3 separate regions of the Mus musculus genome follow, and all the other regions are linked to region 2. A link is a loop called in an ENCODE intact Hi-C map of the cell type or tissue named here. Cell type or tissue: heart. All regions are shown on one strand.

Region 1 (8,000 bases), 230 kb after region 2:
AACCCTTGGGAGGGGAGCTTTCTCTCCCAATATTCTTAGAGTATATTTGGGGCTGGTTGGGGACGGGTTAGGGCAATGACCAGCATCCATCCTTCTATTTTCTCCCCTGTAGCAAGGTCCAAGTACTTCCTCCTGGGCTGAAGGACTCTTGGGTGGGCTTGGCTTGTGTGGTTGTTCCTCGTCTGTCCTTCGAGTCCCCTTCAGAGCTGGAAAGGTCTGGAAGAAGCCAATAAGGCAGAGGCTCTGAGAAAGATACAGATCTCAAGCCCCCCACAGACACAACTTGTAGGCTCTGGACCCTGTTACAAGCAGCACCACCAACCATCTTGCTCCTGCTCACTGCCCTGCCCTGCCTTCTGATCCCTGCTTCTCTAGAGACTCTGATATTTAGCACTATAGCTTCAAGCAATGGTGTTCAGGTCAGAGCTGGCCTGAGGCCTCCTAGGGAGAAAGAGTGAGGCCCAGAAGACATGGACAGGCAGCTACTCCTATCACTTCTGTGCTTTTGAGATTCCTTCATGCCCCTTCAGAGTTCATGAAGCCCGCCTTGATTGGCCTAGCCCTGAACCTGACTCACCCCAATTTGGAGAGTTTACAAGACTAGACAGGCTAAGGGATAGAAAGCTGGAGTCATAGGGGACTGGAGAGATAGCTCAGCGCTTAGGAGCACTGGCTGTTCTTCCAGAGGACCCAGGTTCAATTCCCAGCACCCACATGTCTGTATGTGGTTTGTTTCTTTGTTTCCCCTTCCAAGCCTTCCTAGCAGTTTTCTTCCCCATCAACTGGAAGACCAAGGTGCCCAGATTCTGAGAAACACAGATCCGGGATCTGACTCCCTCACACAGACATACATACATACATGCAGGCAAAACACCAGTGCACATAAAAATTAGTAATTATATGTGATTTCCTCACTCTACCTAATTGTCTGAGACAGGCTCTCTCACTACACCTAAAGCCTGTAAACTTGGCTGGGTGGCCTTTGAGCTCCACCGACCTGCCTGCCTCTGCCTCCCCTTGGCTGAGATTAGAACAAGCGCTGCTTTTTCTGATTATGTGGTGCTGGGATGGAAGTTCGGGTCTCTATGCTTATGCACAAGCATTCTGACTGAGCCATCTCCCCAGCCCAATATTAGGATATTTTTAAAACCAGAAAGGGTCTATGAGGCCACTGAGGCAGAAGTCAGGGTCAGATGGCCAGCTTAGGTTTCCTGGCCTAAAACAGACCTGACGCCTTCAGCCCAAAAGGGGCTGAGTCTTTTCTGAGGCTTTCCACGTCCCGTAGCGGGTTTAGCAGAAATGCTCTAGAAGCCCCGATGTATTCACGCCATCTCTCTGATAGTGTCTGAGAGGGTCACCTAAGAGAAGCGAAGGTTGATTTTGGTTCGTGGTTTGGGAGTTTTCCACCCGTGGTTGTCTGGCTCTGTTACTCGTATGTATTATACCTGTGACAAGGCAGAGCTATCATGACAGAAGGGCAAGGCAGAGGGAAGCTGCTTTACCTTAAGTCAGACACAAAGGACGGGAGAATGCGCACAGGCCAGCTGTAAGTGCTCGGGGACAAGACACGACTTCTTCACACCCTTCTGGTATGTCCCACGGCACTTCCTCCCCTTCCCAGTAGCCCAGATCACAAATCTATCAATGGATAATCCATTGACCTTTAGAGCCTTCCTGATCAAATTACTTCCCTAAAACCCCACTAAAGCCGGATGGTGGTGCTGATGGTGGTGGTGGTGGTGATGATGGTGGTAGCATGTTCCTGCCTTTAATCCCAGCACTTAGACTTGGGAGGCAAGAAACAGGTGAATCTCTGAGTTCGAGGCCAGCCAGGGCTACACAGAGAAACACTGTGTCAAAAAGCAAGCCAAACAAACAAACAAGCAACCCTCCCCCCACCCCCACTCCCTTTGCATTGCCTTCAGGGTAACCGTGCAGGTAATACGGCTTCTCAGTGTCTGGGCACCTTGGTCTCCTGGTGATTGGGGAAGGCGATTGCTAGGAAGGCTTGGAAAGGGAAACAAACAGGTGAAACACAACAACAACAACATCCAGGCCAGGGGAGGTGACTTGGTATTTGCTTCACAAGCAGGGAGCCTGAGTCGGGCTCCTGAGAACCCATGGAAAGTGGAACATGACATCCATCACATGTTCGTGACCCTGGTGTTTGGGACAGAAACAGGCAGATCCTGGGGACTTGAGAGGCCGTATGGAGAGTGATAGAGTCATACAGACATACAGCTCTGCTCTACACACACATACATGCATGCATGCACATGCAAGCATGCACCCCCCCACACACACCCATGCATGCACACATGCATGCTATAAATAATAGATAAAATGGGCAAAGAAGACATCCAGACACAGTGGATAGCTGCTCCCATTAGGTTTTGGGGGAGCCTGCCCCATCTCTGCTGGCATCCATCCAGGTCAGGGTATGCTACATGGAAGCCACAGGCAGCATAAACAAGCCAGCCATCCTCCAAACCAGTGGTCCTCAGCCTTTCACGGGATTGCCTGAGACCTTCAGAAAATGCAGATATTTATATGATTCATAACAGTAACAAAACTAGAGTTAGGAAGTAACAAAAGCTATGCTGGGGTGAGCGCCACACCATAAGGCGCTGTTTTAAAGGCCCCAGCATCGGGAAGGTTGAGAGGCGCTGCTCCATAAGGTTCTGGGGATCCTTAGGTGTGAGGTCCCTGCCCCCAAGAGCAGTCTCGGCCCGGCTCGTAAGCACTGACTGCCATTTCTCATCTCCTTCTCAGTGTAGTTCTGGGCTCTTCCCTAACCTGGGAAAGGTGATTGCTCTCTGGTGTCCCCTGGTTGGGCTCCAGATGTGGGGAAGGACCAATGTACAGGCCAGGTCCCACCTCCATGTCCTGGAATTGGCATTAAGTTAGGGCAAATGGCTGGCTGTACCACCAAGCAAAAGACCTGCGGAAACCAGGTGGGTGGCCAGGTCCTGGGAAGGAACAAAGATATGGGTCAGTCTTGCATATTTTCCCTAGGCTTGAGGTATTAAGCCACGTCAGGAAATGTGGGTACTTTGAATGAAGGGTACCTGGCACCCTAACAGTAAAGATGGCACCCAGGGCAATGTGACCCCCCACTACATATGCCATAGGCCCTGCCCACAGCATCTTAGCAGCCCAGGGTGCCCCAGGGCCCCTACACATCCCTGCGGTCTGCTGGGAGGAAGCGGCTTCCCTCCCCCACCGTGACTCTGCGCTTCCTGCCCCAGCAAGGGCAAAGGAAATGGTTTTTTTTTTTTTTTTTTCTGTTGTTCACACCATAGTTTCCTTGGCGGCGCCCATACACGGGCTCAGCCACTACCCACCCCACTTGTCCATGGAACCAACTCTGGGGCCTGGGGTCCAGGTAAACAGCAAACGTGGGTAGAGGTTTCAGGGCAAGGGTGGGCTGTTGTGCAAGGACGCTGTAGTGTTGGGTGCCTGCCGTCCAACCCTGTGTGTACATCCTGGGACCCATAGCGCCAGAAAGTTCTCAGAAGGTGGTGGCTGCAGAACTAGGCGAAGGTGGTGGGACAGGACACAGGCCAAGGCTTTGTTTGGGTAGAGAGCAGGTAGCTATGAATGGTAGATGGGGCAGCAGCACTTAGAGCCACGCCCCATTTAAGCTCCTCCTCTGCCTGTGTCAGGTCTCTGTGGTCCCAACCATCAGAAAGGTGGGAACAAAGACTGAAGGTCCAGGAGGTGACCTGTCCACACCACAGTCCTCTGGTTCTGACCTTCCACGTCCCGGCCCTGCGTCCTGCTTGACCTACCGTCCTCTGCCTTTCTCCATCCCCATCGCTCCACCTAGAATCCATTTATCCTCTAGAACTCCACCTTTCCCCTCTTCAGTGGGATTCTCTACCCTCTCATCCTCTTGAACTCTTCTTGTCAACAGAAGGACCTTGGTTACCTGCAGCAATGGCTGAAGGCCTTTGTGGGTGTCTTCGAGAAGACTATCTCGTTATCCTCCCTGGAACCTCGAAGGTAAGGCTGAGCCTGCACAGAGGCCAGGGCCAGGCAGGTAGGACTGCCCTTCGGCACTCAGCATCTCTCGCTCCCCTCTTCCAGGCCAGAGGAGGCAGGTGCGGAAGTGCCTCTGCTACCCCTAGATGCTCTACATGCACTAGCGGAGCAGCTGGACCAGGACGACCTGGATCAAGCCCTGCTGTTGCTGAAGCTCTTTATCATCCTCTGCAGGTGGTTTCTCCCTGCTGTCCTCCCAGGGTGGCCAGAGGCACGGATGGGTGGGCCCGGGAGTGAGGGAGACCTCAGCATTAGCATGACTTCTCCTGTTCTTCACCCCCCCCCCCAGGAACCTAGAGAACGTAGAGGCTGGTTGGGGCCAGGTACTGGTGCCCCGTGTGCTGGCGTTGCTCACTGTATTGATGGCTGAGGTGAGGGACCTACCTGGATTGGATAGGGCAGAGACAGCTACTGCAGGTACGGCTGCCTAACCCTCCGTCTATTCTCTGTCCCCACACTGCAGCTGAAAGGATCCTCACAGGAGAGCCATGGGACCCAGCTAGAGAACGTGGCCCTGCATGCCCTGCTCCTTTGTGAAGGGCTCTTTGACCCTTACCAGACTTGGCGGCGCCAGCTCACTGGGTGAGACTCAGCCCTCAGACAGGGTGACCCGCAGGAGGCCAGGGGGAGGCAAGGGATGGGATCACTGGCCTTATGGAACTAGCCTGTGTGCAGGCTGGAGGAGAATGACCAGTGACCCGACCAGGCAGCGGTGACAGTTCAGCTGATGGATCCCAGTGCCCAGTGCCCGGCTTCACCCCAACTCTCCCCACCCCACCCCCACCCCCACCCCCAGGGAAGTCATCAGCTCCAAGGAGAAGAGCAAATACAAGTTCCCTCCGGCCGCCTTGCCCTGTGAATTTGGAGCCTTCTTCCAAGGTTAGGCTCCACCCTGATTTCCCCAGGCCCCACCTGGTCCTGCCTCCAAAACCTAGTTGCCTAATCCCATCACTAGACAGGGACTCCTTGGTGGTCTGGCCTGAGACACGGGAACCTCTAGGGGGAGAGGAAGAAGAAAAGGCAGGCTTGGGCAAAGTCATATTGTCCTAGGCTGAGATGAGGACTGTCTCTCAGGTGGGGTGTTGACCTGTCCCCTTAATTTCCCATCTTCCTTCACTCCTGGCTCCTCCCAGGCACTGTTCCTTGTCCAGTCTCTCTGCCCCTGTAGTCTCTACCCAGGCTCTACCCCCCCTCCAGCCCCTGTGTGCACCAGCTACCCCTCTGCTTCCGTATCCCTGGAGGAGTGAAGCCCAGAAGCCCTTCTGGCCGTTTGTTCTCCCTGGCTGTATTCATTAACTTGTTCATCTGTCTTCTCTTCTGGGCACCCCCTCTCCTCTCATGGGAGAGCCAGTGGCCAGCACTTGAGCAGGAAGTGGCAGGACAGAGACAAGCAGGGCTGTGGGAAGGCGGATCCTTTTGGATCATTTAGCAAGTCAGTAGTACATGACCCCAGGAGAGCAGAACTGGGGGTGGGGTGGGGTGGGGGTAGCTGGAGCCCTCCTCCATTTCCTACAGCCTAGGCACTCCTAGAACCATCTAGATTTGTTCCCACCCATTTGTAGGACCCTCCAGTGGTAGCCTGACATCCTCAGGACTGATGCTCATTCCTCCCCTCTCCTGTCCCCATGCCTATCCGGTTCCTCCTGTTCCTCCCCATGTGACCCAGACCTGGACCCTTGTGCCCTCCAGGTTTCAGTCCATTGCCCAGTGCCTTTTCCAGCTTAGCTGGACAGGGCCACATGTGAAGCTGTGAAAGCCCCTACTACTCCCCCGTGGTAGCCTGGTCCCCAGGTCAGAGCGCCAGGAACTCCCACTGTGACAGTGGCAGAAGTTACAGATTTGCATCTGAGAAGCTAAACCTTGAGTCTCTGTGGGGAAGGAAGCACAGTGGCTGTGTGGCACTCTGGGAAGCCCTCCTTTTTGGACATAAGGATCTAGGAAGCTGCCTAGGCTCCTGGAGCTGGACCATATGTCCCTCAAGCACCACTGAAATCCCTCTAGCGTACAGCCATGACATTCTGCCCCACATCCCCATGCTGGGATATCCCACCTCTTGTGCAGTCCTTTGGACCATAGTCCTACAACCTTGGTGACATTGTCCTGCCCTGCCTACTACCCAGAGAACCTGCAGGATGCAGAGCGTTTGCCTCCCACGTTGCTGTTGCGGCTCATCCACCTCTTTGGTGCCATCCTTGCAGGAGGAAAGGTAGGTTGGGTAGTGAGCCTGTGGACCAGGGGGCAGCCCTCTCAGCACCTTGCTTCTAGGTGAGTCTACTGCCATTTTTCCTCACCCATAGGCGAATGGGCAGATGGCTGTGAGTGCTGGCTCTGTGCAGGGACTGCTAGGTGTGGTGCGGGGCTGGGGCCGTGGCCCTGCTCAGGACCCCCAGCAGGTGCCACTGGCTCTGAGAGCACTGGTGGGTGCAGTGCACGTTCTGCATGCTAGCCGAGCACCACCCCGAGGACCAGAACTGCGTACCCTGCTTGAGGGTTACTTCCACATTCTCAATGCTGACTGGCCAACTAGTCCAAGTTCAAGCCCCGAAGAGGCCCTTGTCACCCTGCGGGTCAGCATGCTCGGTAGGTGTGGGCGCCCAGGCCCTGGGAAGGGGAATGCCCATGTGATGGTGGAAAGGCAGGGCTGGCTGGCCAGGAGGGGAGGCGGGCTGTTTAAAGGTACCTGTAGGGGAGTCTGACTTTGACCCCTGCACAGATGCTATCCCCATGATGCTGGCGTGTGAGGACCGGCCAGTGCTACAAGCCACCTTCCTTAGCAACAATTGCTTTGAGCATCTTATTCGCCTCATCCAGAACAGCAAGGTGGGTGGGGTTCCACCCGGAGGTTGGAAGGCCTGGAACCCAGGGAGAATCACATAGAAACCCCAGGTTGCTACTGAGCAAACGTGGCTGTGGCCTGTGTTCAGTGGGAGGGCCTGGAGCCTGGGCAAGGTTTGTCCCTTCGGGTTCTGGCCCTACTCTGCTAGGAGAACTTTGACTAGGACTGTTTCCCACTGGTGCAGAACCCCAGCAGCTCCCCCCTGGTCCTGTTCTAACCTCTTCTCCTCATCTCCTTCTCCTCTGCTTTGCCCCTCCCCACAGCTTTACCTGCAGGCCCGGGCGCCCCCTGAGGGGGACAGTGACCTGGCTACCTGGTTACTGACTGAGCCCGATGTCCAGAAGGTACCACCCTGGGGCTGAGAAGCTCAGGCAGCAACCACCTTGGCCACCCACCCCTGGGCTCCTTATCTGACCATTTCCTGTATTCTAGAATGGTGGATAAGTAGATACGTTGAGGCGTAACATACTTGGCAGGGAGGGTGACTCTCCCATGCCCTCTTACCCCACCTTTCAAAGTCCTGTCCTAGAGACGCAACAGGAAGTGGTCTTTTGCTTACCTGGTGTTAGAATCGGGTGTTGGGTGTGGCTGGAAGGAACCTTCGAAACTCTTACCACCTACCCCATCCCCTGCTTCTCAGAAGGAGGCACAGAAGTTCAGGCACTAAGTTGTCATCACTTACCAAGGCAGTCCCTGAGGGGTCATTTCTTCTGTGGCTCCTGATTTCCTATACTAAACAGATCTGGCTTCTTAAAATATGTCACGTGCCTCACCATCCCAAGGGGCTTAGAAACTGCAGGGTGTCAGTGTGTGTGTCAGGGTGTGGACTGCAGTAGCATCTGTGCCCTGGCCCAGCACCTGATGGAAGAGGACTACAGGCTTCACACCTGGTCCCCACCCCTGAGCCTCTGCTCTGGCCTTGTTTTCAAAAGGCAGCCTCCCGTGCTTATTGCCCAGTGTGACTTTCTGTGAGCTCACCTGTGCATCCAACTTCAAGTCAGGCAGAGCTAGGTGACTCCCCTGACCCTTGACTTTATTTACAGGCCAGGAGAAGGGAAGGTTGTCTGAGGTCACATCCCAGGGGGACTTGGTAGAGCTGGGTGCAGAGGGCCCAGGGGGC
Region 2 (8,000 bases):
GCCTGTGGCTGAGGCAGAGACCTGCTGCTGCTGCTGCAGTTGAAGAAGCATTCCTGGGGGCAGCGGGGAAGGGTTTATCCTGTAGTGTTGTTTTAGGATTTTATTCTGTTTCTTGCTTGCTTTGGATGAAGCGACCCCTAGGTTTTGCCAGCTACTGTTGAGCCTGACTTTGATGGGCCCCCTGGGCCTACAGTCCTTTTCAGACAGCAGCCGTTTTCCTGGCTGCCTTGTCATCTGGGGTCCCTGAAGGGCAACTGGCCTTCTGCTCCCTGTTGAGGCCTCCATCCTTATCCATCAATGGCACATCTAGAATAGAGCCCTATGAGACCCAGTTGGAAAGGCCTTGCTGAGGAGTCCCCACCCCCACCCCACCCCACCCCCACCCCCCTCACACAGCCGGGCCTGGCCTCCACAGCTGTTCTTGGTGAGAGAGAGATGCTGGGCCTGCTTCTGCTAGCACTCAGCGAGCAGGTGATAGTGGGGAAGGAAAATGGGAGAGTGAGATGGACTGTGCATAGCTTAGTTCCATTTCCCAGCTCCTACTTGGCTCTAAGACCACAGCCCCTCCCTTGGGTCTCCACAGCTGCTCAGAAACTCCATCCCTGGGCAGTCAATGTTCCCACAGGGAACCAACTTTAAGGACTTGCTAGAGTCAAGACCCAGGCTATATTGCAGGATATTCAGCAGGGTCAGAAAATGATCCTCCAGGGATAGCTGACCTTGTTCTGTGGAGCAGAGGCGCCTTCCACAACACCAACATATGGCCAGCTCAAACTATAGTATTTCTGCTTCTCCACATCCTCCCCTCCCTCTGCTTTGGTGTCCAGGGTGACCAGAGCTGCCTCTGGGCAGGAAGCCAGCCTAGAAAGTCCAGGATATCCCTCAGTGCCTGTCAGTCACCATGGCAACATGCCCGCTCTGCCCCCTCCCAAGTCCAGTACCATTTTTTCCCCAAACTCAGGACGTCAGAATGGGAAGGGCCTCCTAGATCAGTCAATTCCAGCCCCTCCTCTGTCCCAAGTGGAGAAACTGAGGCCCAAGGGAGAAGGATCGGGGGTGGAGGTGGGGTGGAGGTGGGGGGTGGGAGGTATATGTTGGTCAAGGACCTACCCCTAATTGTTTCCCTTCCTCCCGCCCTGCTCCCTCTACCTCAGTGTTCTTGAGTGGAATGGGAGGTCTAAAGGTCTGATAGCTTAGGCGGGGTGCCACCCACACCTACCCTCACCCCAGCAGTGATGGCGCAGGTGGCGTCCCGGGAACCTGACACCCAAGATGAATAAATGATGCGGACTCAACCTCCCGCAGCCAGAACTCTCCGCGGCCGCTGCCACCACCACCGTCTCCGCCTGCTGGTGGCCAGGGACAGTCACCTGGTAGCTCTGTGCATCAGCCCCCTGGACTCTCAGGACCTGCACCGGAGCGCGCGGCAAACGAGAGAACATGGCCGGGAGGCAGCATGGCTCGGGGCGGCTCTGGGCGCTGGGCGGCGCCGCGCTGGGGGCTTGCCTGGCGGGTGTCGCCACGCAGCTGGTAGAGGTGAGGCACGGCGTCATGGAGGGCTCGGGATGCTGGCACCGTCGAGGCAGGGGCCGGCGGGTGCGTGGAGCTGTCTCTATCCCTTCATCTTGCTTGGTGGGGTGACATGGCCCCTTGCCCTTCACGCTTAGAGGCACTGGTCTGACGGCGGAGCACAGCCTCTGACTTCAGGGACACAAGGAGTTTGTGTCCATGTGTGGAGGAGGGATACAGCTTTGCCATCTGGGCTTTGTTTTCCTAGAGGATGGGGAAAGGGGACTTTTAGGTCTTAGTTTTCTTGAATTCTAGTCTCATAGAGGATATTCGGACCCTGGGTTTAGGGTATGCTAGGGGAACTGGCCTTTCTCTACACACGTCTCCCTACCTTAGGCCAGACCCGGGAAAATCCACCTAGGATCTAGTGATTACTGGAACTGTGGAAGGTTTCTCAACAATTCTTCTTTGGAAGAGAATGACGAGAAAAGGTCACAGAATGGATGGGCTGAGAGGATTCAGCCCAGAGAGGTGAAGAAGATGGGTGGGCGGAGGAAGTTGGTCAGTAGCCTGACTGGGGCCACCTGCAACCTTTCCAATAGGAGGTAGCAGAACTGACTTAGAAGTCAGGAGGCAAAAGGGCAGGAGGACAGAGTGGAGGCCTGGGAGGCAGCTGCTAAGGGACAGACAGGGTGGGATGGAAGACAGAGTCAGCCACACTCAGGGTTCTGAGGGGGCAGAGCTTTGAACTGGTGAGTCTGAGGGCAACACCCCGTGATACAGATACCTGTACCCCTGTGTAGTGTGTCCCTTCTGCAACTGACCAGTGCTGTGGAAGAGGCTGCTTGAGTCACGTATCGGTCCCCTGTAAGGGGAGCCAGGCTGGCTTGGGCCCCAAGGGGCAGGCTCGGGCCTCTCACCAACTGCCCTGAGGCCCCTGCACAGAGCAAAGGCTGCAGCCACAGGCTAGTCAGTTCTGAGGCAGGGAGTCTCCCCGCTCGGAGGAGTTCATCTTCTCCCCGGCATAGGAGAGGAAATCGCATTTGGAGGCCATCTGCCTACCACTCATGCAAGGCCTTTCTTCTAGGAAGCATGGAAGTACAGGCAGGGCTGGGATCCGTGTCTCCTCTCCGTCCTGCTCTGCAGGGTGGGTACCTCTCTACCAGGCTGTGCCTCTGAAGGACACAGGACCTCCAAGTTTCAGAATTTCTACCTTTATGAGGCCTACCTTAAGATGCCTGGTTGCCCGTCACCCTCCACCAAGAGCCTGGTCAGGATCTTCCAGTTAGTCAGTCAGTCAGTCAGTCAGGCCAAAACACCAGGCCTGTGAGACGGGGAGCAGCCACTGCCAGGCTCCCAACTCTGATGCTGCAATCAGGAACCTAACCACATATACATTGCTCCAACCACACATATGCCCTCTGCCCATATATGTGTGCCCACAGGGCCACACATGCCATGTATCCACCCACTTCTCTGCCCTCTCGGGGGTTTCCCAATCCACCAAGAGATAATGCTGATTTAGTCATACATTATCGCCAGTTTTGCTGTCAGATTGGAGGGTCCCCAGAAGCAGCTGGCACTACCCTACTCCAATTACAGGAAGAAAAACTGAGGTTCAAGCCGGGCGCGGTGGTACACGCCTTTAATCCCAGCACTCGGGAAGCAGAGGCAGGCAGATTTCTGAGTTCGAGGCCAGCCTGGTCTTACAGAGTGAGTTCCAGGACAGCCAGGGCTACACAGAGAAACCCTGTCTCGGGAAAAACAAAACAAAACAAAACAAAACAAAACAAAAAACCTGAGGTTCAGAGTAAAGAAGAGAGGTTCCCACACTAGTCCCTCTTAGTGAACAGAAAAGAGCTTAGACGTCACATACCGGTCTATGTCTCAGTGAGTCTGGGTTGCCTGGCATAGGTCGCCCTCCCTATGGGTGGTGGTTGTTAGATGAGGAGGTACCTGGCTTCTGGAAGGTGCCTATCTATGTATATAGACTGCAGTGGGGCTGTGGGAACGGGAGAGAGGTTGAGAAACAGGTGGCTTTGCTTTCTCAGATAGCCACAAGGGACGCTTCCAGCCCATCCTTACTGATCATTTAGGAGATGACATATTATTGCACAAATGCCCGGTCTCACCCTTTTTCTTGTCCCTTAGCCAAACTTTCTGACAGAGACAGGATTATATCTATTTCTAGTCAGAACTAGCCTCTCTCATATTCTCCCATAAGGCACGGCCACATTCCCATAGACACCCAGGACAGAGTCACATAACCTTGAAACACTCAGGACTGGCTGAGAATGAAACTAAGTTGGTAGAGTGTTTGCCCAGCACACACAAAACCCCAGGTTCAATCCCCAGCGCAGCATCTATAAAAAACAAACACACCCAGGGAAAAGCCACAGCTCAAAACCACCCAGGTCAGTGATGTATTTATTCCCTTTGCTTTCTAGAAACGCAAGGCAGGTTGCTATCTTTTAATACCCTGTCCCCTTAGACCTGATGCTTCGTTGTGCCTCCTAAAAGCACACAGAGCTTGTCTCTTTTAGCCGCAGTTACATGGTATAGCCACCTGGTGGCGCTACATTACTATTTTTCTCGGCTTATCCTGGCAGGCCTAGGTGGCATGATGAGTGAATGAGGCAGGAGCCAGTGTGTGGACACCTGCATGAGGAGAGTCTTACCCATGTAGTCCAGGCGTAGGGCTCTATTGGGAGACGAGAGCAAAACCAGTCTACCAGGCAGCACACCTGGCTCATGAAACAGGCCTTGCCTTGTCTCTGGCCTTGGTCCTGAGACCCCATCCGCGCTGACTAGGACAGACTGTCCACACTTGCTTCTTTGAGCCTTGTTTCCCCAAGCATCAACCACCCTTCGAGTCCAAGTCCCTGGTGACACGGTCTGGGACTCTGATCAGTGCTCTTATTCTGAATCTTGGATTTTTTTTTGAGGTCTAGGGTGTTGGTTGTGAATGTCTGAAACCTTTTGGGGATTCTAAAATGTGTGGGCTGAGTCTTTGCTGACCCCATCCCAGCCTGCTAGCCTGGGCCTGGCTCACTCTGTTCTCTCTTGACCCACAGCCCAGCACCGCACCGCCAAAGCCCAAGCCGCCCCCACTGACCAAGGAGACTGTGGTGTTCTGGGACATGCGCCTGTGGCACGTGGTGGGCATCTTTTCGCTCTTCGTGTTGTCCATCAGTGAGTAGCTGTGCCCTGCCCTCTCCACCCCACCACAGGAGGAACACAGCCCTTCTAGCATCCCTGGCCCCTACCGTATGCCTTGGGTTCAGAGCTGCAATTCTGGGCAGTTCAAATAGGCTAAGCACGCACAAGAGGCCCACCGTGGTCTCTGGCACCTCCTCAGTCACACAAAGTCCCTGTGGAGGGCTGACGGGCCAGCGGTGACCCAAAGATTTCTGCTGGGCCCAGGGAAGCAGCCACATGGCAATTATGTTAATTATAGGGGACTCCAACTGAATCCAGGACATGTCATCTTTCCTATGGCTGGCTTCCTGATGCTTTTCTTGCACTTTGGCCAATTCAGGGAGCCCACACCCAGGGGCCCCAGCAAGGCCAGCCTCCACCAGAGGCTCCCCAGACGCCGAGCAGAGGCGGCTTCCAGACCCTGAGCCCTACCTCTTCAACTGCCATTTTCCAGAAATGATTCATACCTACTTTTCAAAGCAGGGGTCCATTTCTCTCCTCCAGTCTGGACTCTTACTGATGTAATGGGATTGGTATGGATCCCTCGCCCCTCTCCCATTGTGGAGTTGGTCAGTGACGACAAATTGAATGAAAAGCAGACCAGGTGGGATACCAGGGCACAGAGCAAGAGCAAGGAGGGGGAGCAAAGAGAAAAGATAGCCATCCACTTACAACAGACCATAGAGGAGTGGTCTTCTGAGCTGTGGACCAGAGGGAGGCTGGCTGGGAAGTGTCTCCAGAGGGGACAGTTATGGGCAGAAGCTAGGCGGAAGTTGGCCTCTATGCCAGGTCTCAGATAAAACCTATGGGACATCACCAAAATGTACCCAAAATGGAGGCTAAAGTGACATTTGAGTTCTGGTGGCAGTTTTCCCAAGAGATGGCCTAGACTGCTGAATGGTCACAGAGAAGCCATCCAGATGTGAGAGGCTCTCAAGACGTCTGATTCGTACAGGCGTCTCCTGGCACCCGAAGTGTTCTCTAGAGAGAATACTCACTCCTCCCACATCTGGGGAACTAGCTGGTTGCATCCCCAGCTAAGACCTAGAGAGGAGGCAGCTCAGTGATTGCCCCCCAAAAAGGTGTGCCTGTAGCCAGAGCCATGGTATCCTGAGGGAGACCACTCTTGTTATCAAGAGGCAGAGTTGAGGGACAGTTGCCCTAAGGAGCCCCAGAGCAGTGAAGGGAACACGTCTGGGGTACCCCCACCCCCCAGAGTAACAGCTAGGAACCTGAAGCCTCTCCCAGGCCCTGCTCTCAGAGACTGGTGGAGGGGCCTGGGGCCACACCAGAAACTCGCAGAGTCAAACGTGGAGGTCATTCCTCCACCCCTAACTGCATTCCCTAGAGTGGGACAGGCCAGGGATGCAGGTCAGCCGTGGCACCTTCCATAGCATAGCTTCTGGGGGTGATGGCGGGGGAGCTATCTTCTCTGCTTCCCAGGCTGCCTGGACTCAGGCAGGTGTTAGTGGAGCATTGCCCCACCCCCAGTTCCCTCAGGGATGAGGACTAGGGGTGAGTCAAGTTCCCCTGGGGGTCGCCATAATTCCCAGCTCTGTCCTGGGCCTCAGAACTTGATCCCAAATATTTATTCATTTTCTTTGAAGAGAAGCAAGCAGGGCAGGTTTGGATGGGCAGGCAGTACGTGATCCTGGTTTTGGCCGCCAACAGCTGCCTGAACAGCTTCTTCTGAGCTCTGGGCTCCCAGGACCTGGCACCAGCTACATGGAGCCTTAGCAGGGTCCTCAGGGTAACATTGGAATAACTAACAAAGATGACCCAAGCCAGTAGGATTGGAGCATGAGAAAAACCTTGAGTCCAAAGCATCCACACAGGGGTCTGGGTAAGACTGAAGCAGAGCACTCTGGGTAATAAGAGACCATTGTGGGCTCAGGTCTAATCCCAGAGAGCCATACACCGGGGCCCTAGTGTAGCCAGCCTCTTCCTACCCCAGCATATTCCTGGATGCTTATGGTTCCCAAAGGAACCCAATTCAGTTCCCAGCAGTGGAGGCTTTTGGACAATATCTCATCCATCTGTCTGTCCGTCTGTCCATCCATCCATTCCCATTACGTCTCCCATTCTAAAGTCTGGGCAAGACAAATGGGAGCAAAATATTTGGCTCAAGGTCCACAGCGTTGGTTGAATAAGATGACCCTAGACTCCCTGGTCTGATCCATTTCCTCAAAATAGACCTGGCTTGTCATGCCTGGGCCCCTCTACACCTCAGTAGCCTGCCGGGAAGTTCTGTCTGGTCACATTATTTATAATAGGAACCAGCCCCACCCCCTCCCTAGGGGCTGGGGCCACAGTGGTCAGATTGTGGGAGCCTTAGAAAAATAAACTCTGCCCAGCCAGCCAGGTCCTGGCAGCCCTGCCCTGCCCATCACTAGACAGGCCAGCTCCATGTTCTACCCAGTTGACGTGGCATTGCTGCCTTTAACCAGAAAAACATCCCGGGGATAACTCCCTCAGAAGTAAATGCCTGGGACAGGGTCTGGGCGGCCTCACTGGTTTCTTCCCCAGCCAGCGTCCAGGCTTGTCCTTAGGGAAGCTGAAGAGGATGCAGTCACACCTTTGGGTGTTTAAGGCACCTCTGTCTGTGACAAGGAGGCTGGAGAAGGAAACCTGGGGTATCTTAGGAGCACCCAGAGTGCTCCAGGTCAGAGGCACAGGGTGATTCTAGGTAGCCTTAGCCATACCTAAGCCCTTCACTTTACTCTCCTCTAGTACCCGGTGTGATCAGAGACTATCACACCAAGACTGCCTATAGAATTTGTGGGCTACTACAAATGAAAATCTCAGGCTTCATGTCCAAGTTGTTAAAGAACTTGACAGTAAAGCATTACATTAAGTATGGGGCCACGTGCATCTGTGTAAAGTCAGATTTTGCCTGGGAGGTCACCTTAGGCTTTTGCAGAAATCTCCTGTGAGACAAGCTTAAGCAGATGGAGTCAGGACTAGTTGGGTACCACTCAACCTGGCCGAGACCTTATACCAGCCAAACCTGTTCTGACATCTATACAGTCATCACGCTATGCTGTGTCTTCAACTGCCGGGTGCCACGGACGCGGAAGGAGATCGAGGCTCGGTATCTACAGCGAAAGGCGGCCAAGATGTACACAGACAAGCTGGAGACTGTGCCTCCCCTTAATGAACTCACAGAAATCCCTGGAGGTAAGTAGGTTTCAGTCCAACTGCAGCCTGCCCTGGACCCTGCAGCCAGCCACTTCCTCACTCCCACTGTTCCAATTGAACCTGTGTCTGCCCTCTCGCTGCAGCTGGTTCAGAGA
Region 3 (8,000 bases), 140 kb after region 2:
AAGGCTAGCTGAGTCCTGAGGGTCCATTTCAGATTCAGGCTCCGGAAGCAGCAGACACAGACATGCATTTTAGAGAAGTTCGGCAACGCTCCCAGAAGCCCTCACAAAGTCTTTAGCCCACAAACATGTACACATGCGTTTTCACAAACACATCAGGCTCCAGGGCCCAAATTTACGAGTTAGGCAGTTCCTTCATGAGAACTTAACAGAAACGGGGCACACAGAAGTTCACACACTGGCCAGACAGCGTGTGCGCAGCCAGTCACACGCACGCGCAAAGACGCTAGCGCGCCTCCGCTAAGTAAAACCAGCAAAACTCTGCGGAGCCAATTGGAGACTCCTTGGCCTGAAAGCCGGAGCAGCTGCCGCCAAGAGACGCGGTCAATTAACTTCTCCCTTCAGCCGGGCTCCCTGACCCGGGCCGCCCGCCCCCTCCCGCCGGCCCGCCCCTAACCTGACCCGCCTCCTTCCTTCCAGGCCTCCAAGTTCTCTGCCTCTCGTAGCTCCACCCTTACTAAAGAGACCCGCCTACATGGCCAGGCATGGGCTGGCAGAGCTGTCGGTTCAGGGTGATCAGGCTGTGTTCTTTGGAGTTTAAGGAAGAGGTAGGCTTTCTAGGGGAGTCATGAGGTCTGAGGTACATGGCTCTGACTGCCCCGGGCTGTCCCAGAGTATCCCACCCGGTACTCCTTCCAGGCAAGATGCTGGCCCCTGCTTCCAAGTCAGGGGAGACTCAGATCTCCTCCAGCAGCCACCATCTCAGAAAGAGACTCTCCCTGACCCCTTGCACTATTCTCTCTTCCGGGGTTAAAATGATGTTGCTGGGTCCCCGTGGGTGTACAGAGTGGAGAGAGGACATTCTTTCAGAGAGGTCAGCAGGAGCAAAGGCCTGTGCTGAGTTACACATGTCCTCCGCAGCATCTGCTAGGATGGAGGAACTTCCAGTGGGATGAAGGGCTCCTAGGACTGCGCCGAGCTGCATGTGGGGGTGCAGCCCAGCCCACTGCTTCTCCATTTTCCCTCTTTGGGGCTCTCAGTAGGAAGGGTGAGACTCTGACCCTTCACTGGGAAAAGCACCGGCTGACCACTGGGTCAGCATGGAAAATGGTGGCTGTCATGGTCCCCGGGGGCCTTGAAACTTGAAGGAATCCAGGCTGGATTTATCTCCTCAGAGTTCAGCACTCCTGATCTAACCCTGGATCACCAGCAGGCAGTCAGGACCCTGTGAGGCTCCATCCTGGGACATTCCACCATTCCCATACACCCCCCCCTGGGGGGGGGGTTACTAGACAAAGAATGCCAGTGGATGCTGGGTTACTGCTGGACAGACAGACAAGACAGCTTCAATTCTTTTCTCCTCCCTGCAAGGGGGCAGGTCCTAGCCATTGAGTTACCGTGGCTTCAAACTTTAAAAGGGAGGCTCTGGAAGGCAGATGCTCTCCCCGACTCCCCACATTCTCTCTGAAGGGATCACTTTTCGAAAGGGGGGAAATCCCTGGGGAGGTTGCATGAGTTTGGAACCAGCTGCCTCACCTGGAAGTGCTGCCTACAGTCTGACCTTTGGTTTGGCAGGTGGACGCAGACGATGTCTTTACCAAAGAGGAACAGATTTTCCTGCTGCACCGTGCCCAGGCGCAATGTGACAAGCTGCTCAAGGAAGTTCTGCACACAGCAGGTGGGGGTGGGGTCAGCATGTGAAAAGGGTGGGAGTCTAGGAAGCGGGGGACAATCGGGTGAAGGAGTTGGAGGCATTAACCTTGGGTGGGCTCAAGAAAGGGAGACCCAGCCAGAGTAAAGGCCTAAAAGAGATGGATCGGGCAAGGGTGAAGTCAACAGGCTCAGGCGATCCTTACCTTCCGGGACTCGGGAAAGTGCTGTCTGCCCACCGGAGCTCTCAGACCCAGGCATGGCCATGTGGGGGCTGGGGAGGGGGAGAGAGACAAGAGCCTTTGGAAAACTTGCTGAAAGATGTGTGGGTCTCCCTTTGCAGATGGAGAAGGCAGACAAAGCACGGGGTCCCAGTGGATTTAGATGGGGTTGGGCAAGCCAGGGACTTTGCTGAGGGCGCTGGTCCAAACAGGGTGGGCTGGGCCAACTTCCTTAAAGAGAAGATTAGCCATGCCATGCCTGGAAGGATGGGAAGCTCCTGCATAGAACCAGCATCCCTAGAACTAGATGGGACAGGGATGTGTGTGTCACTCAGCCGATAGCCTGGACAGAGGGCGTTGGACCGCGCGTGTGTGCGCGCACACACACACACAGCATCTCTAAGGGACCTTGGCCATGGGTAAGGAGGGCATCTCCCATCTTGGGTCTCCTCTCTGCCCCCTTCCGTGAGTCTCTTTCCTGGAAGCAGGTATGGGCTACATTGGCATTCATCCAGGCTTCTGAGGTCTGGCCAATCTCATCACCCTTGCTTACTGTCTGTCCTTCCAGAGCAGCTTTCTCTCTGGAGCTGGCTCTCGGGTTACTGGGGGCTGGGAGTAGAGCATACCCAGGACACAAGCAAATGGTGACAGATTCTCTATGAAGCAAGAGGACTTTGTTCACATTTGTAAAAACTTCCTCTGCAGACCAAGCTCCACCTATCCTGGCCCACCTGTCACACAGAGGGTAGGGACAGATGAACACCTCATATGATCCTAAATGGGGCCCTCTTCCTAGTTGTGGAACCCACAGTTTGGGTACATCTCTGGCTCCTCATCTATCACAGAACCCCTCCCTGAGCGAGAATGCTGTCAGTCATTGTCACCCCAGTCCCCATTGTCAGTCATTGTCAGTCATTGTCACCCCAGTACAGGTTGCCTGGACTCAGCTTCCCACGGACCCCAACGTAGGAGGGTGCCCAAGGTACCCCAGCTTGGGTTACAGCTGAAGTCACACAAGTCAGATAGTGAGGACTTTCTGGCTAAGGACAGAAGCCTCCAGTGTCTTTTCAAGGAGGACAGGTCAGGCCCCAGCTCAGGTGGTGTCTTCAGGGGCTCTTGTAGAAGCTGCAAGCCCCTGACCCGAGTATCTTCGGGCAGAGGGTGGAGAAGGTGGGCTCGTGTGTCCACTCCTAACACAATGCACTCTTTACTCCTGGCTGTGTCACCCACACAGCAGGCTAGCCCGACTTGGTTATCACCTTTACCTCCATCCACCTCTCCCAGTTTCTGCCATGCGCCCTCTGGCGGGCTGTTTCCTCCATCGAGGCTTTGCCTCCTGGCCTGCCATCCTTTCCACTTCCCAGGTGACCCCACCTCATATGTCAGTCACCCCCTTTGAACCTCTGCCAACCACATCTGTTTCCTGGTTGCTTCTCCACCTAGCAAACACCCCCGGGTCACTTGCTTGTCCTCCCTAATCTTCCAGCAGCCTGAGTGTCAGCATCCTTGATAGGATCAACTCATTGTAAAAAGGGGGAGCCGGTGAGGGGCCGGGCAGTAACCAGGGCTGTGGTTACAGCACAGCCGATGGCTAGAACCACCCCCATTTCTCCAGCCAACATAATGGAGTCAGACAAAGGGTGGACGCCAGCATCTACGTCAGGGAAGCCCAGGAAAGAGAAGGCACCGGGAAAGTTCTACCCCGAGTCTAAAGAGAACAAGGATGTGCCCACCGGCAGCAGGCGCCGAGGTATGTCTGTCCATCTTGTGCCCTACCCCTCCTTAGGCAGTCATTTGACCAGGCTCAGATCCACCTGTCTCCACCAATGTGAGTTCCTACAGAAAGTCAGAGACCACAGCTCCCTTCCCAGAAAAGCAGGCCAGGAGGCATCACGCATAGGGGTGGGGAGTCAGGTGAGTTGGGAGGCCTTGGCATACAAGAAAGTGTGCAGAACGGATGCACTGACTCCCCAGAGAAGGACCCAGAGCTGCAGGAAACCCGTGATCCACTGAGGTAAAGAGAGAGGACAGAGTCCTGAGAGACTAGTCAGGGAGAGATGTAGAGAGACAGAGAAGGGAACAAGACGCTCAACCCAGAAGTCTGGTATGTCAAAGGAAGTACAGAAAGACACATAGTGGGAAGACCCATAGACACAGCAAGAGATGAGGGCAGCCTCAGAAGGGTGGAGGCAGACAGTGGGACAAGGAGAGAAGAGGAGAGAGGGAAACAGGGTTGCCTCGGGGAGGTGAGGAGAGACAAACACAGAGCCCAAGCTGTGGCCACAAGGCCAGTTAGAGCCAGCAGGGTGGGCAGCAGATTCCAGATGGGCCACATCTGGGAGCCTGTGGTCACCCTGTGGCTCCCCAGGGACCAGAGGGAATTGTGGGCCTGGCCGGGTGGGGCTGGGAATATGGCGCCCAGGACAGAGAGCCTTTCACCGAGCTGGGCGGATCCAGCCCTCAAGGCTGCCTTCCAGGGAGGTTAGAGAGTCCTGTGGTCAAAGCCCTGCAGTAGGGGGGGGGGGGCTGTAAGCTGCTGTGGAATGCAATGATCTAGAGGCTGGGGACCCTCTGAGGTCACTTAGCATGGCTGTCAGGGCTCCAAAGTGAGACTGTCACTGTCCTTTGAAATTCAACATTAGCGCTCGGATTTAGAAGATGGTACACCTACTGAGTGGTCGGTCGTGGGTCTTCCAGGCAGGCCTGGATAGAAGGAGTCTAGGTTGATATCCGTCAACTTCCCAAGAGGAAATGGAAATGCAGAGAGCAGGGGACACCTGTGTGAGGTTAGCAGCGCTTTAGAAGTTCAGCTGGCACGGAGAACCAGACTTCCTTCTGTGGTCTCTAGGGAAGGGTCACGTAGGGAGCCTTCAAGCTGAGGGGAAATCTGAGAAAATGGTTCTTCTTCAAACTGGGGACAGGTGGATCCTTGTGAGTTCAAGGCCAGCCTGGTCTGTCTACAGAGTGAAACAATGTCTTTTTTTTTTTTTTTTTTTTTTTTTAAGTCTCCTCAGAGAGCAGGCCAGGCTGAGGCCTTGCGGCCAAGGCCTGCTTTGTGTAGCTTCAGCATGGCATCCACTGCTCTTGACCTTTTTCAGACCAGGTTGGGAATCGTATCAGTATTTCCATCACGGAGACTGCAGTAAATTCTCTGAAGCCATTGGGTTTAGGGAGTAAGGGGATGTGGGTAAAGGTTCAACATATTCTTTCTAGAATGCCCCAAACCTAATGTTTCCAGTCACAGGGCACACTGCCCCCATGGGAATCAAACCCCAAGTGTGTTCATGTCCCTGGGCCTTAGCTATGGACCTGACTCTGTGTTTTCTCTGGGCACAGGGCGTCCCTGTCTGCCAGAGTGGGACAACATCGTTTGCTGGCCATTGGGGGCACCAGGTGAAGTGGTGGCAGTACCTTGTCCCGATTACATTTATGACTTCAACCACAAAGGTGAGGCTAGCCAAATGGGTGGGGACACCTAAAATGGAGTTCAGAGCCTCAGTGGCTCCAGATCTCCATTTGCTTGTCCTGACTGTCCCATGGCCCTTCAGGCCATGCCTACAGACGCTGCGACCGCAATGGCAGCTGGGAGGTGGTTCCAGGGCACAACCGGACGTGGGCCAACTACAGCGAGTGCCTCAAGTTCATGACCAATGAGACTCGGGAACGGGTGCGCACCTCCTCCCTCCCAAGCTTGACCCTTAAGACCACACCTGCCCCATTAGCGAACCTCAACCTAGCCGACTCTCCTAGTCTCTACTTCTCCAGCAACCTTAATTTGTCCTCCACTTTGCCCTTGGTGCCCACCCTGAGTCCCAGTTTTCTGTTTCTCACCTGCGCAGGAGGTATTTGACCGCCTGGGCATGATCTACACCGTGGGATATTCCATGTCTCTTGCCTCCCTCACCGTGGCTGTGCTCATCCTAGCCTATTTTAGGTGGGCGGGGCGAGGAGTGGGGCGAAGGCAGGGCAAAGCCGGCGAGGGGTGGAGCGTGGTCTAGGGTGGGTCCGGGGTGCATCTGGAGGGGTCCAGGGTGCGAGCCTCCTTTCTCCCCCTTCACTGCATCCATCCCCCCTGCGTGATGTCCCCACTTACGGCGCACAGCCCAGCTTCCTGCCCACCGCTGCGTCCTCCCCCCCGACCCCCGTGCCCTCACCCAAGGTGATGTCGCACGCCCGCAGGCGGCTGCACTGCACGCGCAACTACATCCACATGCACATGTTCCTGTCGTTTATGCTGCGCGCCGCGAGCATCTTCGTGAAGGACGCTGTGCTCTACTCTGGCTTCACGCTGGATGAGGCCGAGCGCCTCACGGAGGAAGAGTTGCATATCATCGCGCAGGTGCCGCCTCCGCCCGCCGCTGCCGCCGTTGGCTACGTGAGTGCCCCTCTGCCACCCACCATGTCCCTCGCACCTGCAGCCTATCCCTCCCTCTGCCTGTCTCTTGCTACCTCCTCCAGCTTTAGGCCAGCAAACCCACCTCACAGGGACCCTCACGCGGCTCAACTCACCCCACCACCACCTACCCCCCCCCCTTACTGCTAGCGACTCCCAGTGACCCCCTTTCCCCAACACTGGAGCGCCCCAGCCTCTCCTCCCCATTGCCTTGCTACCTGCTGCTAACACCCCACCCCCACAGCAGCCCAACCCAGCAGCCTAGAGTTAACTTCCTTCTCCCCCTAATGCGACCAAACCTTGCCTATAGGATGCAGGTTCTACCTTTTGGAACTAACTGTGGTTGGTCTCTTAGGCTGGCTGCCGTGTGGCCGTGACCTTCTTCCTCTACTTCCTGGCTACCAACTACTACTGGATTCTGGTGGAGGGACTGTACTTACACAGCCTCATCTTCATGGCCTTTTTCTCAGAGAAGAAGTATCTGTGGGGCTTCACCATCTTTGGCTGGGGTACGGAGACCAGTGTGGTGGGTTGGGTCTTGAGTAAGGCGCTCTCAGGGGGCATGTCCTGCCTCTCTTGTTTTGTAGCAGGCTGGGGGCCTGCCCATCCTGCTGTGACTTTAACTCCATTCCAGGTTTAAGGGACTCAGCGTGACTATGGGCAGGGTTCACCGGGTGCTGTTGCCTTGGCCTGCCTGGCATTTCAGCTCTCCTCGGGTGATAATTCCTGGGGACGAGATGAGGTTAAACTTGGGACCAGAGTGAGATCTTCAGTCAGCAATCAGCCTGGGGTTGGGGGTGTAGTCTGGAGCCTCCTACCCAGATCCCCGAGGGTGAGGGCGGGGCTTGCATCTGTTACCAGGAGGTGAGGTCCAGAGCCACAGGACCAGAGCTCAGTCCCATTTAGCTTCAGCCTCTCTGCAGCGCAGCGGCTGCTTTCCGGGATGCTGCGGTCCTACCATCCCCCCCACCTGGGTCCTAGGATCTGGTTACTGATAATTGTTCATCGTGGCTGGCAGCTGCAGAGCTTGGCTGGGCCCTGGGGAAAGCTGCCAGACTGTGGAGGGGTAGGCCAGTGGCTCGAGGCTCCTGGGCTCAGCATCTAGAGAACCCTCATCTCCACAGCCTCCTTGGCCCTTGGCACATGCCCTATCCCTGACCTCACCATGGCAAGTCCCAGAGCCGGGCAGATCTGGGCCTGGTTCCAGGAACTAACACAAGCTGCTGGCTAGAAGGCATGTGGGTGGGCTGGAAACATGTGGATTAGGGAGCACACAGAACCTTATGATCTGGGAATGTCACACCCTTACCACAAACCCAGGTGACACCTTTTCCCTCCAAGGATCCACCAGGCTGGGAATGAAGCTGAGGGAGGGGAATCGGGCTCCCTTCACCCTGGAAGCTAACCTTTACTTTATCTACCTCATCCGTGAACGCTAGGACCTTTCAATCCAGGCTTGGAGAGGGAGTTTCAGAACAGAACGATTGCTAGTCACCAGCTCTCTCCCCATGGGTGCTCTAAGACCAGAGCAGAATGAGCTGTCCATACCAGTGTTAGTTTTTGCATATGCCCAGCAGGTATGCACAGGTGCTCACAGGAAGCAAGGAACCTAAATGGGGCAGAGAGCTGCATTGAGTCCTGAGGGCTGGCCCCTCAGGCTGTTAGGTTGGCATTAAATAGCCACGTGCCTAGGGTGAGGGATGGGGGCCGTAGGCTGAGGAAAGTCACAGGGTTTAGGG

The links. Hi-C counts contacts between places; a loop is a spot of excess contacts. Peaks named below come from ENCODE experiments on the same cell type or tissue, not always from the same donor. Only the 100,000 strongest peaks of a DNase experiment are listed, where the experiment ranks them.
Region 1: it touches region 2 in a loop (2.4-fold over the local background); 10 of 42 quality-filtered maps call a loop at or near these places.
Region 3: it touches region 2 in a loop (4-fold over the local background); 15 of 42 quality-filtered maps call a loop at or near these places.

Annotation. Positions count from the first base shown.
Region 1 is chr9:110,640,635-110,648,634 of GRCm38, reverse strand. Nbeal2 (neurobeachin-like 2) reads left to right here. Exons shown (of 54, transcript NM_183276.2): 2 at 3,917-4,005; 3 at 4,090-4,218; 4 at 4,334-4,415; 5 at 4,508-4,626; 6 at 4,841-4,923; 7 at 6,165-6,250; 8 at 6,342-6,624; 9 at 6,758-6,864; 10 at 7,144-7,224. Among named protein-coding and RNA genes, the nearest start is that of Mir8107, 8.5 kb to the right of the region's middle. In heart, no CTCF peak of the experiment used is centred here; DNase peaks (open chromatin) are centred at 3,214 and 4,593; H3K27ac peaks cover 2,254 bases; H3K27me3 peaks cover 651 bases.
Region 2 is chr9:110,867,332-110,875,331 of GRCm38, reverse strand. It overlaps Tmie (transmembrane inner ear), which reads left to right. Exons shown (of 6, transcript NM_146260.3): 3 at 1,306-1,536; 4 at 4,584-4,701; 5 at 7,735-7,884. The coding sequence starts at 1,441. Among named protein-coding and RNA genes, the nearest start is that of Tmie, 8.7 kb to the left of the region's middle. In heart, CTCF peaks have their summits at 1,360 and 4,070 (motif pointing right); a DNase peak (open chromatin) is centred at 4,135; H3K4me3 peaks cover 712 bases; H3K27ac peaks cover 487 bases; H3K27me3 peaks cover 4,027 bases.
Region 3 is chr9:110,725,213-110,733,212 of GRCm38, reverse strand. It overlaps Pth1r (parathyroid hormone 1 receptor), which reads left to right. Exons shown (of 14, transcript NM_001083936.1): 2 at 1,573-1,675; 3 at 3,484-3,618; 4 at 5,205-5,315; 5 at 5,417-5,535; 6 at 5,708-5,802; 7 at 6,048-6,243; 8 at 6,617-6,770. Among named protein-coding and RNA genes, the nearest start is that of Gm35775, 13 kb to the left of the region's middle. In heart, a CTCF peak has its summit at 3,169 (motif pointing left); DNase peaks (open chromatin) are centred at 442, 1,161 and 7,282; H3K4me3 peaks cover 1,758 bases; H3K27ac peaks cover 1,827 bases; H3K27me3 peaks cover 1,600 bases.